Linked DNA regions of Mus musculus: region 2 is linked to region 1. Evidence: chromatin contacts called from ENCODE Hi-C data. All regions are on one chromosome and are shown on one strand. Each heading gives the region's core, a stretch centred on a gene start or an enhancer-like site at or near the end of the contact. The rest is flanking DNA. Distances are from core to core; before and after follow the strand shown. Region 1 holds the start of Cwc15 (CWC15 spliceosome-associated protein). Region 2 holds the start of Med17 (mediator complex subunit 17).

Evidence for each region. A loop is a pair of places that touch in the nucleus more often than their neighbours do.
Region 2: a map of heart shows a loop between it and region 1 (4-fold over the local background). The contact joins the promoter of Med17 here to the promoter of Cwc15 in region 1. A Hi-C loop is called at or near these places in 2 of 37 maps with a recorded cell type or tissue (heart and regulatory T cell).

What each region holds. Positions count from the first base shown.
Region 1 is chr9:14,497,425-14,503,591 of GRCm38, forward strand. It overlaps Cwc15 (CWC15 spliceosome-associated protein), which reads left to right and starts at 3,195. Exons shown (of 7, transcript NM_023153.3): 1 at 3,195-3,357; 2 at 4,492-4,630; 3 at 5,390-5,502. The coding sequence starts at 4,500. It overlaps Kdm4d (lysine (K)-specific demethylase 4D), which reads right to left and starts at 3,058. Exons shown (of 2, transcript NM_173433.2): 1 at 2,684-3,058.
Region 2 is chr9:15,276,917-15,283,083 of GRCm38, forward strand. It overlaps Med17 (mediator complex subunit 17), which reads right to left and starts at 2,990. Exons shown (of 12, transcript NM_144933.2): 1 at 2,634-2,990; 2 at 641-807. The coding sequence starts at 2,877.

The DNA of each region.
Region 1 (6,167 bases), core at 1,945-4,444:
ACAAAAGCTAGGTGTGGCAGAGAGCATCTGTCACATCCCAGGGATGGAAAGGCAGGCTTCTGGGTAGTCAATCTAGCCTAACCCAATAGACTGAGGTTTAGTGAGAGATTGTTTCCAACACTAAGGTAAAGAACCAAGGAAAACCCCAACATGACCTCTTGCCTCCATGTGCACACGCACCAACAGCTCACACACAAGGTCGTCTACAGGAAGATGGGGAGGGAAAAGGCTGATCCGAGAAGGAAAGGAGATGGCTAATTCTGCCAAATTGACTGGACCTAGAGTCAAGTAAGAGGTAAACTGACAGGACTACCTGTGAGGAATTTTCTTGATCAGATTATTTTATATTAATATTATATATTAAATACGAATAGCAGCTTCTGGTGGCAGCCAGATAAAAGGCAGCCCAAGGGAAAAGTCTGGGGTTTGCCTGCTTGTCTTCCACAGCACTGTCCAGTTCATCCCCCCTATTCTCAGGTTGCTGTCTAGTTAATCCACCCTGCTGCTACCATTTTTTTGTTATTGTTGATATCAGAATTCAGATTCTTCAGACTTCCAATGTGGAATGAAGACCAGTGGCTCTCAAGGAATGAATCCTCCAGGCACCAGAATGGGACAGTCTTAAACTGCGGAGACATGTAGTCTTGTGGACTGTGTGGCTTCTGAGTTCTCAATCATTCCAGAGTCAACATCTGTACTGTACCATGTACACCAATCCAGTAAATCCAGTCTACTCTTTATTCACTGTCAGCTCTGTTCCTCTGCGAACCTTAGCTAATACAGACATCTCCCCAACTTCATTTCTTTGTCTTAAGTGCTTTCACTGTTTAAGTCAAAAGCTTTATGGTATCATTTTATTATTTACAGGTACTTAAAAGTTAGGGGTTTTTTTATTTGTTTGTTTTGTTTTGCCTGTCTCATTAACACTTCCAGACTATTTTAATCAAATGCTTTTACTTTTGTGAACTAACTTTTTAATGCTAAACTGTAATGGCATCATCAAGTGTTAATTAATTAATAATTCAAAGTCAAATGGACTGTGGTGACTTATTGAGTTGATAAAGTCAGCTGGAATATAAAAAGTAAGCATTTCCTGTCACCATCTTGCCACTGCAATTTCATTCCTGTATTTATAACATGTTAGTCATTCACTTAACTAGTATTTACTCAAGCTCTGTCATGTATGGTGTACTGCTCTATATGTAGAGGCCACTAGTGAAGAGAGGCAGGGTTCCTGCTTTACTGGAATTTAGGTTCTAAGGTTAGTCAGACCGTAATAGTATTAGTAACAGCCAAATCTGACTCAACAAAGTCACTTGCTGAGATAGTTCTAAGCACTTTACAAAGTGATGTAATTACCATGGTAACAATAAAAATAAATCACCCTTACTTTTTGCACAAGGGATGGAAGATAGGAGAGGAAAGATAATTTGCCCAACTGTGCATAGCTAAGGAGGGCAGAACTGGGGTTAGAACCAAGAGAGCCTCATAGAAAATAGATACTTAGTCTCAATACTTTGCCTCTGACCACAAAGAAAAAAAGTGCATGAGGTAATATAAACAAAGAGTAAACCCAACTAGAGTTCAGCATTATGGAAATATAGAACTGGGTGCCATAAAGACACTTTTGCAAGGGAGGAAGTGGGGACCAGTAGAGATGTCAGGGGAAACCTCACAGAGGAAGCAGCACTAAGCTATGCCCTGAAGAACCGAGTTACAGGTGTCTTGGAGGCAGAGGTGAAGAACACAGTCCCAAGTCTTTAAAAACAGATGAATGCATGCCTGAACTTAAGTTGAAAGCCAGCCTGGGCTGCACTGTAAGAGCTTGGCTCAAAACTCAAATGAAACAATGGAATCCTGCCTTGTTGAAAGAAACAGAAATGTCCAGTTGAGTGTATCTTGAGTGTGGTGTGCCTGTGACTAAAGGCAGGCAGGAGGCAGACTGTGTAAGTAAAAGCAAGAGGCTGTTTTATCCTAAGTGTCAAAACCACTACCTGGTAATCTGAAAAAATCACTCTGTTTGTGCAAAACTAGGAAAGTCCCTATGAAAGCAATTACAAATCAAGAGGAAATGACAGTGGCCTGAAGGAGTGTGGTGACAAGCAAAGGAACTTCAGGGTAATTTTCACAATACTGGACAAGAGTGGCAGGTGAACAGGATGTGACGAGGGAAGGAAGAGGGTCTCCATCTTTGGGTTTGAGTCACTAATGTGAAAGCGGTGTCCTTTGTGTGAGGCTCAGGGCAAAAATATGAAGCTTTCACCTTCTACTTGGGGAGCGGGCACATTCGGGAGGGAGTGGGTTCTTTTCTAATTCTCTTTCTTCATTTAAAAGTTCCAAAGGAAGGACAGAAAAGAACGGAAATGTTCAATTTTAGGAGACCCTTCCACTTGAGATAAACTGGAGAACAGAATCCTCTTTACCGAGCATCGGCCGTCCCCAAGATCTCAATGATGGGGCACAAGACAACGTTGGCGAAGCCATCTTAATCCCATCTCGTGCTCCTCCTGGCAGTTAGGCCCACTGCTCCATAAATTGTCACTATCGTAAACGCTCACAAGCATCTCCCCTCACGCTACAACGCTTAATGCATATAGCTATATATCTATATATTTATATATCTTAACAAGCAATGCGACTATAACCCTTGCCTTCAAGGCTAGTGGTTTCGCAGGAATGGTACCTTTGGAAAGCTCGTGGCTGCCCCCGTACTTATTTGCGCCTTCTTCATATCCACTTAAGTGACAACTCTAGTCCCTAGGCTGCGGGGTCTACTGAGGAGCAGGAGCCGTTGGGTCGGTCAGTTGGCAAGCTCTCCTCACATCTCTCTTGCGAGACGCGGACCGGCTCCTGGCGCCTCCGTCCTCGCAGAACCGCAGCGAACGAGTCTGGGAGGGGGTCGGGAAAGGAAAAGACGCAAGAGAGATTAAGTAATTGGTTCGCAAAGGAAAAAAGATGATATTTGGGGTCGACTATGAAGCACCGGTTTCAAACGCCCGCCCCCTAAGCTGCCTTGGCTCCGCCCCTAGGCAACGTCATTCCATCTTTTTCCCGTGTCTTTGCTGATTGGTCACTGCGTCAGCCTGTGAGAGACGGTTTAAAAAAAAAAAAAAAAAAAACACACACACAACTCCGGAATTGCTTCCGGGTGTGGAGTTCGCATCTTCTCCACAGCCATTGGAAGTGCGAAGGTTTTGCTTCCGGGTCTCAACCGAGCCCCTGGTGTAAAAACTGGAAGCTCTGCATTTTGTTTCCGGTCTTGGGCCTGGCGCCCCCGGCGCCGAGATTTCTGGGAGCTAAGGGTCGCATTGGTTCATGAGTGAGTTTCGGAAGGTGCTGCGTAGGACCCCCGCCAGAGTGAGCAGCCGGGCATGGTGGTTTGTGGTTCTTGTGTGGGTGGCACCGGGGAGCCGAGTCGCCGCCGCAGCCCGTGACGATCGTACAGGCCGCGGTGCAGGGATGGTGGTCCGGAGCTGAAGCCGAGCCCGGGGCGGTCACCGGTGCAGCGCCTCAGACACTGAGAAAAGCAAAGGAGGGTGGGATGGGGAGAAACTCCCACTTCACACACGATCTGTGTGAGCAGCTGCTTAAGCTAACGGAGATTTAGTAGCCCTGCAGTTAGGCTGCAATTCTTATTTGACAGCTAAAAATGGCAAAGGTTCTCTTGTAGCCTAGGCTAGCTTCGAACTCCCGATTCTTTTGCTTTCACCTCCCAAGCTCTGGAATCACAGGAGTACCCCCATCATACCCAGTTCAGGATGGGTTCTTGATACTTGGTTGGGTGGAGTTCCGATTTTCTGAGCATCGCGGAAGTTACAGCCTTGATAAATGTTGTGGTAACTGCTTTAGAAGAAAATTGAGTCAACAAGATTCTGGGGTAATGGTTGCCCATGTAAATGTCACTGGGGACTTTAAACAAATTTTAACATAATAAGTTTGACTGTGACTTTAAAAGAAATTTGTTTTTTATTGGGTTCTTTGCTGTAGTGTGAGGTTTCTGGTAGAACAGCAAATCTTGGCCGGACAGTTACATTGTGAGATCCTATAATTAAAAAAAAAAAAAAAAAAGAATAAATTTTTTTTAAAAAAGAATAAAATAAAATCTCAGAGAAGCTAGTGCTAGTGGGATAACATTTTTTTAAGTCATTTATTTTAAAAGCTACACTACACTGTTGTGCAAGATCTGACATCATGTATGGGAATCTCATAATACTATAGAAATGTCGGCATTCCACAAATGACAGAAACGAGCTAGAAGACTTGCCCAGGGCTACCCAGCCAGAACAGAAGCACTAACTCAGATCTTCATAGTAGTTATTTATACTGAATAAGAGTTGCCTAGTAAACACCCTGAGTTTCATAATTCGGATTTTTAGGAACTTGTGTTGAAGCAAACTAAGCAATTTTGGGGAGTTTGAGAAGGATTTAAGAATAGATATTTTTGAGTTATCTGTAAAATGAAAGTATAACTTAAATTCACTTTTGCCGAAGACTAAAAGATGACAACAGCAGCCAGGCCAACTTTTGAACCTGCAAGAGGTGGGAGAGGAAAAGGAGAAGGGGATTTGAGCCAGCTCTCCAAGCAGTATTCAAGCAGAGATCTTCCCTCTCATACAAAGATAAAGTACAGGTAAGAAGGCCTTCATTTGTCTTGTTCACAGAATGGGACCAAGCCTCTCTCTATATATATGTATGTATATATATGACTTATGGTCATGTCTAAATTATAGTATTTAGGTTACTGATCTCCAAAGAGAAGTATTTCAAAAAAGTTTACAATAAAATTACGCCCTACAGGTAAAGTTGCTAGACAGTCTTCCAGCATAAGTTCCTTTGAACCAGGAATTGCTATGTGTAGATGAAGCACTCATTAGTCATGATAATCACATCAGAGAAGACGGAGCTGTAGTGAATATGGAAGTGTTGCTCTAACAGCCCTTGAATTGGTGGACTGTTTTAAAAAGCCGAAGACATGGGTTAGAGAGATTTCTCAGCAGTTAAGAGCACTGCTCTTCCAGAGGTCCAGAGTTCAATTCCTAGCAACCAGATGGTGGCTCACAACCATCGGAGGGGTCTGATGTCCTCTTCTGGTGTGTCTAAAGAGAGCAATGGTGTAGTCATATACATAAAATAAATAAATCTTTTTTTTTAAAAGCCAAAGACATTCTGTTGTAGGCAATTGTGTGCTTTAGTTTGTTGTTCTAGTGATAAGGAACACTACGAGTGTATTAACCCTCAGATTGGGATATTGTCTTATCTTCTTCCTTTTTGTTGTTGACAGACAGTTACATTCTGGATTGTCTTAAATTGTTGAAGCTATATAGGTTCTTTTCCTTGACAAGTGAGGCCAACATTTTTGACGTGTTTTGTTTTGTTTTTCCTACTTAAGACAAACCACACAGGATGCCCCTGAAGAGGTTCGAAACCGTGACTTCAGGAGAGAACTGGAAGAGAGAGAGAGAGCTGCTGCAAGGGACAAAAACAGGGACCGCCCAACTCGAGGTACCCGTACTGTCCGTCATGTCTGTCTCAGTTGTGTGCAGAAACTGTGTGTATCCTGGTAATTGGAAATAAGTAGCATTTTTGTGAGCTGTATCTCTTTGATGAATGATTAGAGATGAGAATGAGGTTTGTTCCAGTCCCATGCATTGATACTATCATGCATTGATACTAGGCCTTCTGTCTGGGACACCGAATGTAATTGAAGAGTTTTGAGAGAAGCATCAGTTATCCTTTTTGTGTTTCTACTACATGTGAGCATTGGGTAGGTCTCCTAAGATGCTGTGATCTGCATTCTCACTAATTCATTTCGTGTAAACCAACAAATATTTATCAAAGACTTACTTGCCAGTCACAGGGTGGATCCCGGGTGTCACTATGCTTTGTGTGGATTCTTTTTGCCCAAAGGTTTCTAAAATGGTTTTAAAAATTTAGTACTTGGGCTGGAGAGATGACTCAGTGGTTAAGAGCACCACCTCTTCCAGAGGTTCTGAGTTCAATTCCCAGCAACCACATGGTGGCTCACAACCATCTGTAATGGGGTCTGGTACCCTCTTCCAGTGTGTTAAAAGAGAGTAATGATGGTGTATTCATTAAATAAATAAGTAAATAAATAAATAAAAACCACTCTAGTACTTATTTCAATATGCTAAGTAAGTGTTTGTTTT
Region 2 (6,167 bases), core at 1,740-4,239, 780 kb after region 1:
ATTAACTACACTCACTGAGGGAAACTGCTGAGAAGTGATGCAGACTGTGTGTACAGCCACCAGTTTTGTGTTTTATTGAGTAGCTATACTCCCAAATGACACGTCTTAACAAGTGCAAATTTTCTAACAGTAGAGTGTTTTCAAAAACAAAGCAAAAGGTTTTGCACAAGTTAAGTCTCACAAAAGGCCCCAACCACATTACTCTGAATTGGCACCACCTCGCCTGACCTCACCGACTAGCTGAGGTATGAACTGGTCAGGCCTGGGTAGTACCTGGATGCAGAGAAGCCACACTCATTCTGTATCTACATAAGGAGCCTGATTCAAAGATAATCCTCATCTGTGAAGTGCTCTTTCCTAACACTAATGATACTTTATTATGTGTACATGTGTGTATGAGCATATGAAGGGGTCAGAGGGGTGTCAGATCTCCTAGAGCTGGACTTACAGGCATGTTTAAGATGCCTGATGTGGGTACTACGAATCGTCATCTGCAACAACAATGTGTTCTTAATCACTGGGCCATTGCTCTAGCTTGTGGATTTAATTTTTCAACAAAGTAAAAGGGAACAAGATGCATACAACCAAATACTGGTCCTGGGACTTAAAGAAAAGATGTTCAGTTAAAAGGCACATGTACCTGTTTGGGAGGAAGAGCATCCTGAGAGACGGGGTCCAGAGTCATGAACTTTTTGTCCCTGACAATACTGAGGACATCATAGAGAACACACATCTCTGTAAGGGCACTTCGCAAATTGTTCCTCACAGAGTCCCAAGGCCACAAAGAAGGTTGGAATTTTACCAACCCTGAAAAACAGAAAAGAAAAGCAGAAACACATGTGTACTGGTTACACTGACTACAGAACAGAAGGTGGCTCTTTTAGAGGTTTAAAAGCGTGAAAAGGAGAAATGAGCTCTCCTCCAAACCACCTCTCCTTTACTTCCTTCTCATACGCTTTCTTCAACTGTTAACACTTAAGACTCCTCTTATGGCAAAACAAATGCCAGTCTAATTTCCACAGGCCAAAGCTGTCATCATATCTCAAGTAGGCACTCGAATCTTTCTAAACCTAGGGCTTCATTCATCCCAGATAAGCACTAAACTATATCCCCCATCCCCACAAAAGCCTTTAAAATAACCTGTTTCCTTCCAACATTTAGAACTTGAACTTCCAACATTCCTGAACTATAAAACAACAGGCAAAGCCCCAAATGGCCTACAACACCAGCATTACCATTGGCTGCACGAATAGACCTTCCCCCCACCCCACCCCCCCACCCCTGAGACAGGGTTTTGGGATTAAAGGCATGAGCCAACACTGCTCAGCTATACCTTTCTTTTAACCAATTTTTTTGTTTCGTTTTTGTTTTTGTTTCTCTGTGTAGCCCTGGCTGTCCCGGAACTCACTTTGTAGACCAGGCTGGCCTTGACCTCAGAAATCGGCCTGTCTCTCTGCCTCCCGAGTGCCCGGCTTCTTTTAATCAATTTTTAATAAATGCTCACTCTAAGGAGTTCATGATAAAGGATCAGGGAGTGAAAGTCAAAAGTTTTCTTTTAATCTTAGGCCTAACTCTCCTCCCTCCTGAGACATATCTCAACCCAGCATACAGGAACTAGTCACTCTTTCACACACCACAAGATATTTGGAAGCCAGGAGGCATGCCATTTAAGCCTGTCCCTTAATAGACAGGTCAAATGTTCCTAATGACATCAGTACTGGATCTTAATACATACCTGTGCTCTATAGTTCTTTCTGTGGGTGGGGGATTTCATGGATCAAATGTGATACACATTTAGAATTTTGCATTTAAAACTACTGAGCTGGCATGCCTTTCCAACACTGGATAATGACAATGTTGGGCTTGTTTAAGATTTAAAAAAAAAAAAAAAAAAAAAGATTTATTTATTTATTTAATGGATGTAAGTACAATGACGCTGTCTTCAGACACACCAGAAAGAAGGGGGCATCGGATTCCATTACAGATGGTTGTGAACCACCATGTGGTTGCTGGAAATTCAACTCAGGACCTCTGGAAGAGCAATCAGTACTCTTAACTGCTGGGCCATCTCTTCAGTCCCAGGTGTTTTAACTTTCTGTCAAATTTATGAAAACTACATTTAAATTTTTCTTTATTTATTGAGATGGTGTCTATTTGCTCATGTTTTTCATTAATCTGACTGCCTCTGCCTGGCGAATTACCACACTAAACACGAACATCCTCACTTAAACCGATTCTGTCACATCACTAAATCGAAAACTGTGGTTTCAAATTTTGGTTTTTTTTGATAATAAGGAGAATCCAAAGTCTAGTCTGGTTGCTTCTCCAAACTCCCCCTCTTCAGTTTTGTTTTCTTGTAATTCATTCACCTCAAAGTTTCAGTGGTCATTTTAAGTATCACCTGTTTCCACCTAAAATCACCCCCAAAAGCTTTCAGCTGTTCTTTATTAAAAAAAAAAAAAAAAAAAAAAAAAAAAGCGAATGCCTCTTCTCCTGGCCTGAACAGGACCCCGAGTCCCGACCGGGTCGGCCTTCCCACTGCTGTCAATACTTCTCAAGGCCACCCACCACAAAACACAGTTTACCCTAGGGGAGACCCTGGGATAGAACCAGCAACGAGGGCGAAGCCTCACCCTCCTCGTCGTCCTGGTCGGCTCCCGCGCCCCCCCAGTCCGGCGCATCGCCGTCAGGCCCTGCCGCCTCCTCCTCCTCAGAGCCAGAGCCCTGGCTGAAGTCGATGCGCTGTGCCAGGCGCGCCAGGTTCTGCGACATGGACAGCGGCTGCAGGTACGTCTCGGTGCCATCAAGGCCCACCTCCTGCACCTGCTTCTCGCAGGCCGACTCGATGCTGATGCGCACGGCTCGCACGCCCGACATGCTGGCGGCGGCCTGAGGGCGACTCGCCGGAGACTCAGAGTACAGCACCGACACGGAAGGCTGGAACAAGCTTCCCGCAAGCCCGACGCGGCGGCCGGGAGGAAGCAAACTACCCACTGCTGCCCCACAATCCTCCGCGCAGCGTCTCGCGGAACACTATGAGCATGCGCGAAGGGCCAGCTGCCCGGACATTTCCTGTAGGTTGCACGTGAGAGCCAGGAACTTCCGGCTGACCGGGCTCAGCCGCTGCAGTGCAAGTGGAGTGGGCTGGGTTTATGTAGATACGCTGGGCGTTGTAGTTTGTTTGTTTGTTTGTTTGTTTGTTTAATTGGTTGCTTGGTTTTTGAAATAGCTTTCTTGCTGGCCTGATTAATTTGTTGATTAGTTATTGAGACACGCAGCTTTTTTGTTAGTTGGTTAGTTATTTGATTTTTGAGACACGCAGCACACACACCAGCACTCCCGCTGATTCGGTCTGGGAGCCCGTCCGTGGGATGAGTCCACTCACTTTCCGGGTAGGTTTTCACTTCCTAGTTAAACCTCTCTGGGAACATACTCCCAGAGGTGTTTCCCCTAGGTGACTTTACATTCGTGAAGTTAACGATGAAGACGTACGTAAGGGCTTTACATTTATGTAAGCACTCACAAAGACTGTCGACGGTAGTTAACTATAATTCGCAGCTGTTTGAGTCTCTCTGTTGATGGAGCTGCCTCCAGCAAAGAAGACCGAGTCAAACAGCTAGCAGGACTACCATCCAAACTGCACCAGCTGTCTTAAACACTCCAAGAACACTCAGATATGCCTACACGAAAGATTGCAACTGATTGTCCTGGCCCAGTAAGCACAGCTTGGGCCAGGGCTTTGTGCAGACCTGTGACTGGTGGCTTAATGATAAATGGAGGACTATGCTATCTCTCCAGACATGCAGCCACCCTTACACGCATACACTCACACATTCACAGACATGTACACATATAAACAAAAGACACCGGTGTTTAGCCAAACAAATGGCTGTGATTGGCCCAAATACCCCGTCTTGGGTTGTATGAGCAGGCTACTCCTCAGGTGGTCCACCAAGAGGCACTCTCCTTTCCTCATGGTGTTAGGATGTCATGTCCAGCAATGTCTTTCACTGAGTGGCCTTTCTTACTTTCAGCCTGCAGGCTGCACCAGAAAAAGCAAGGAACATTAGCTGGTTGGCAACAGTGCCCCACAGCTTGATAGGTACTAACCCCTATACTTCTGTCCAGCCATTTCGTTTTCTGTTTGTTTGTTTTAAGAGTTTCTCTGTGTAGCCCTGGCTGTCTTGGAACTCACTCTGTAGACTAGGCTGGCCTTTGATACCACTTTGAGTCTAATCTTGGGCTCCTGAACAACCTTGCCTTGTCTAGAAATCATTTGTCAAGTCCTTGGGCCCTGGCTTCCCACAATGAAGTGTAGATGGAGGCGTTAGCATAGCTGTCTGACAGCTGAAGAATCTATAGCCTGCAGAAGCCTCTGACTTACTATTGACAATGTCCACAGGCCTGTATCCCGCTGGTAGTGCTGGTGCAGCCACTAAAGCTTTGGAGATTCCATCTCCTGGAGGAGATGCTTCCTGGGTGACCCTAGTTGGGCCCAGTGTTTAGAGTCGGAACAGCCCACCAGGTGCCCTGGCTCTCAAACACTTCTCTACAGTGCACCTCTCACCCTGCCCCCCAACACTGTCACCACTCATTGCTGTCTGACACGGAGGAGAACAAGCTTGCCTACCCAGGGTTTCCATCAGGGCAGAGCAGAGAGCACTTAGCCAGTTGAACACTGAAGAGTACCAATTCTTTCACTTGGCAGTCCAATGTCTGCAGGTAAACGTGTGTCTCCGTGTGTCTGTTCTTCCCATGCACGTGTAGGTGCCATGGAATTGCTGGCGCTGTAGTTACAGTCAGTTGGGAGCTGCCTGATGTGGGAGGCAGGGAATAGACTTGGGTCCTCTGGAAGACCTGCAAGCACTGCAGAGCCATCTTCCCAACTCCTGAGTCTACTTCTGATGCTTGACTGCAGGCGGCCTTTAATCCTACATTTGATAAATCAAGAGCACTCGAATGCTCCATTGATGTCTGGGGGAAATTCAAAGCTCGTGCAGGAACTAGTAAAGCCAGTCTCTCCTTATTTTGTCAGGCCATTTTTTTCAGACAGGCCTAGTAGCTCTCCTGATCTCTCTAGAAACCTTCCTTACATCATGATTAGCACCTTGTAGGTATGTGATTTCATTAGTCTTGATATTTGAATCAAACAAGGAAGTGAGTCCATCCTGTCAGTGTGGGACTCCACATGGAAAGAGAATTCTGTTTATGTTCCACCCCTGCTGTATTTCTCTTCATATAATATTTGTTTGGTTTCTTCAACTAAACATATCCCAGAAACTAGTGACATATCTAACATGATCACCCACCCAAAAATATTTACTGTGTGCTTATTTTGGCACTGTGCTCCAATGGTGAATTAATACCTCTCTCAGCTCCAGAGCGCAGGGTAAGTGAGAGGAGAGAATACTAGTTCTAAGCTGGGGTGACAAGTGGATCAAGCCCTTGTTGCACAAGGGTGAAGGTTGGAGTGGCAGCTCATATGCATTCCCAGTGCTCAAGGAGGTAAAGACAGGACCACACTGACTGACTAGCCTCCCTGAGTCAGCAAAGCTCAGTGTTTAAGGTGGAGGGAAATCAGATACTGAGCAGAACCTCTGGCTTCCATGTGCATGTGCACTCATGCTGTGGACATGCAAGCATGTAGCACGTACACACATATGGCCTTTCCCAGCCTTGAACATCTGCCATGACAAGCCTTATCAACCTGGACAGAGACATCTGTTTTGGCTGCAGTTGCAGGTTCCCATGGGAACTTTGATGTTTTGGCTGTTTGCGTTGACCTTGCTGCTACAACATACTCCATCTGAAGAAGGGGATTTTGTGTTTTTTTCCTTTATACATGCAAAGCTTATTGTTAAACTTTGAACCTTGATCAGAACCTTTGTATTGGCTTCATCCTTCTCTCGCCCTCTTACCTTATTTCCAGGCCCCCCTTTCAGGTAAACCCAGTTTGCCCATGGTTGCTGGATGGCTACACATACACATATAAAAAATAGTAATATTGTTTTTTAAAGATATATATATGTGTGTGTGTGTGTGTATTTGAGTACACTGTAGCTGTCTTCAGACACACCAGAAGAGGGTATCAGATCCCATTACAGATGGTTATGAACCACCATGTGGTTGCTGGGAATTGAACTCAGGACCTCTGAAAGAGCAGTCAG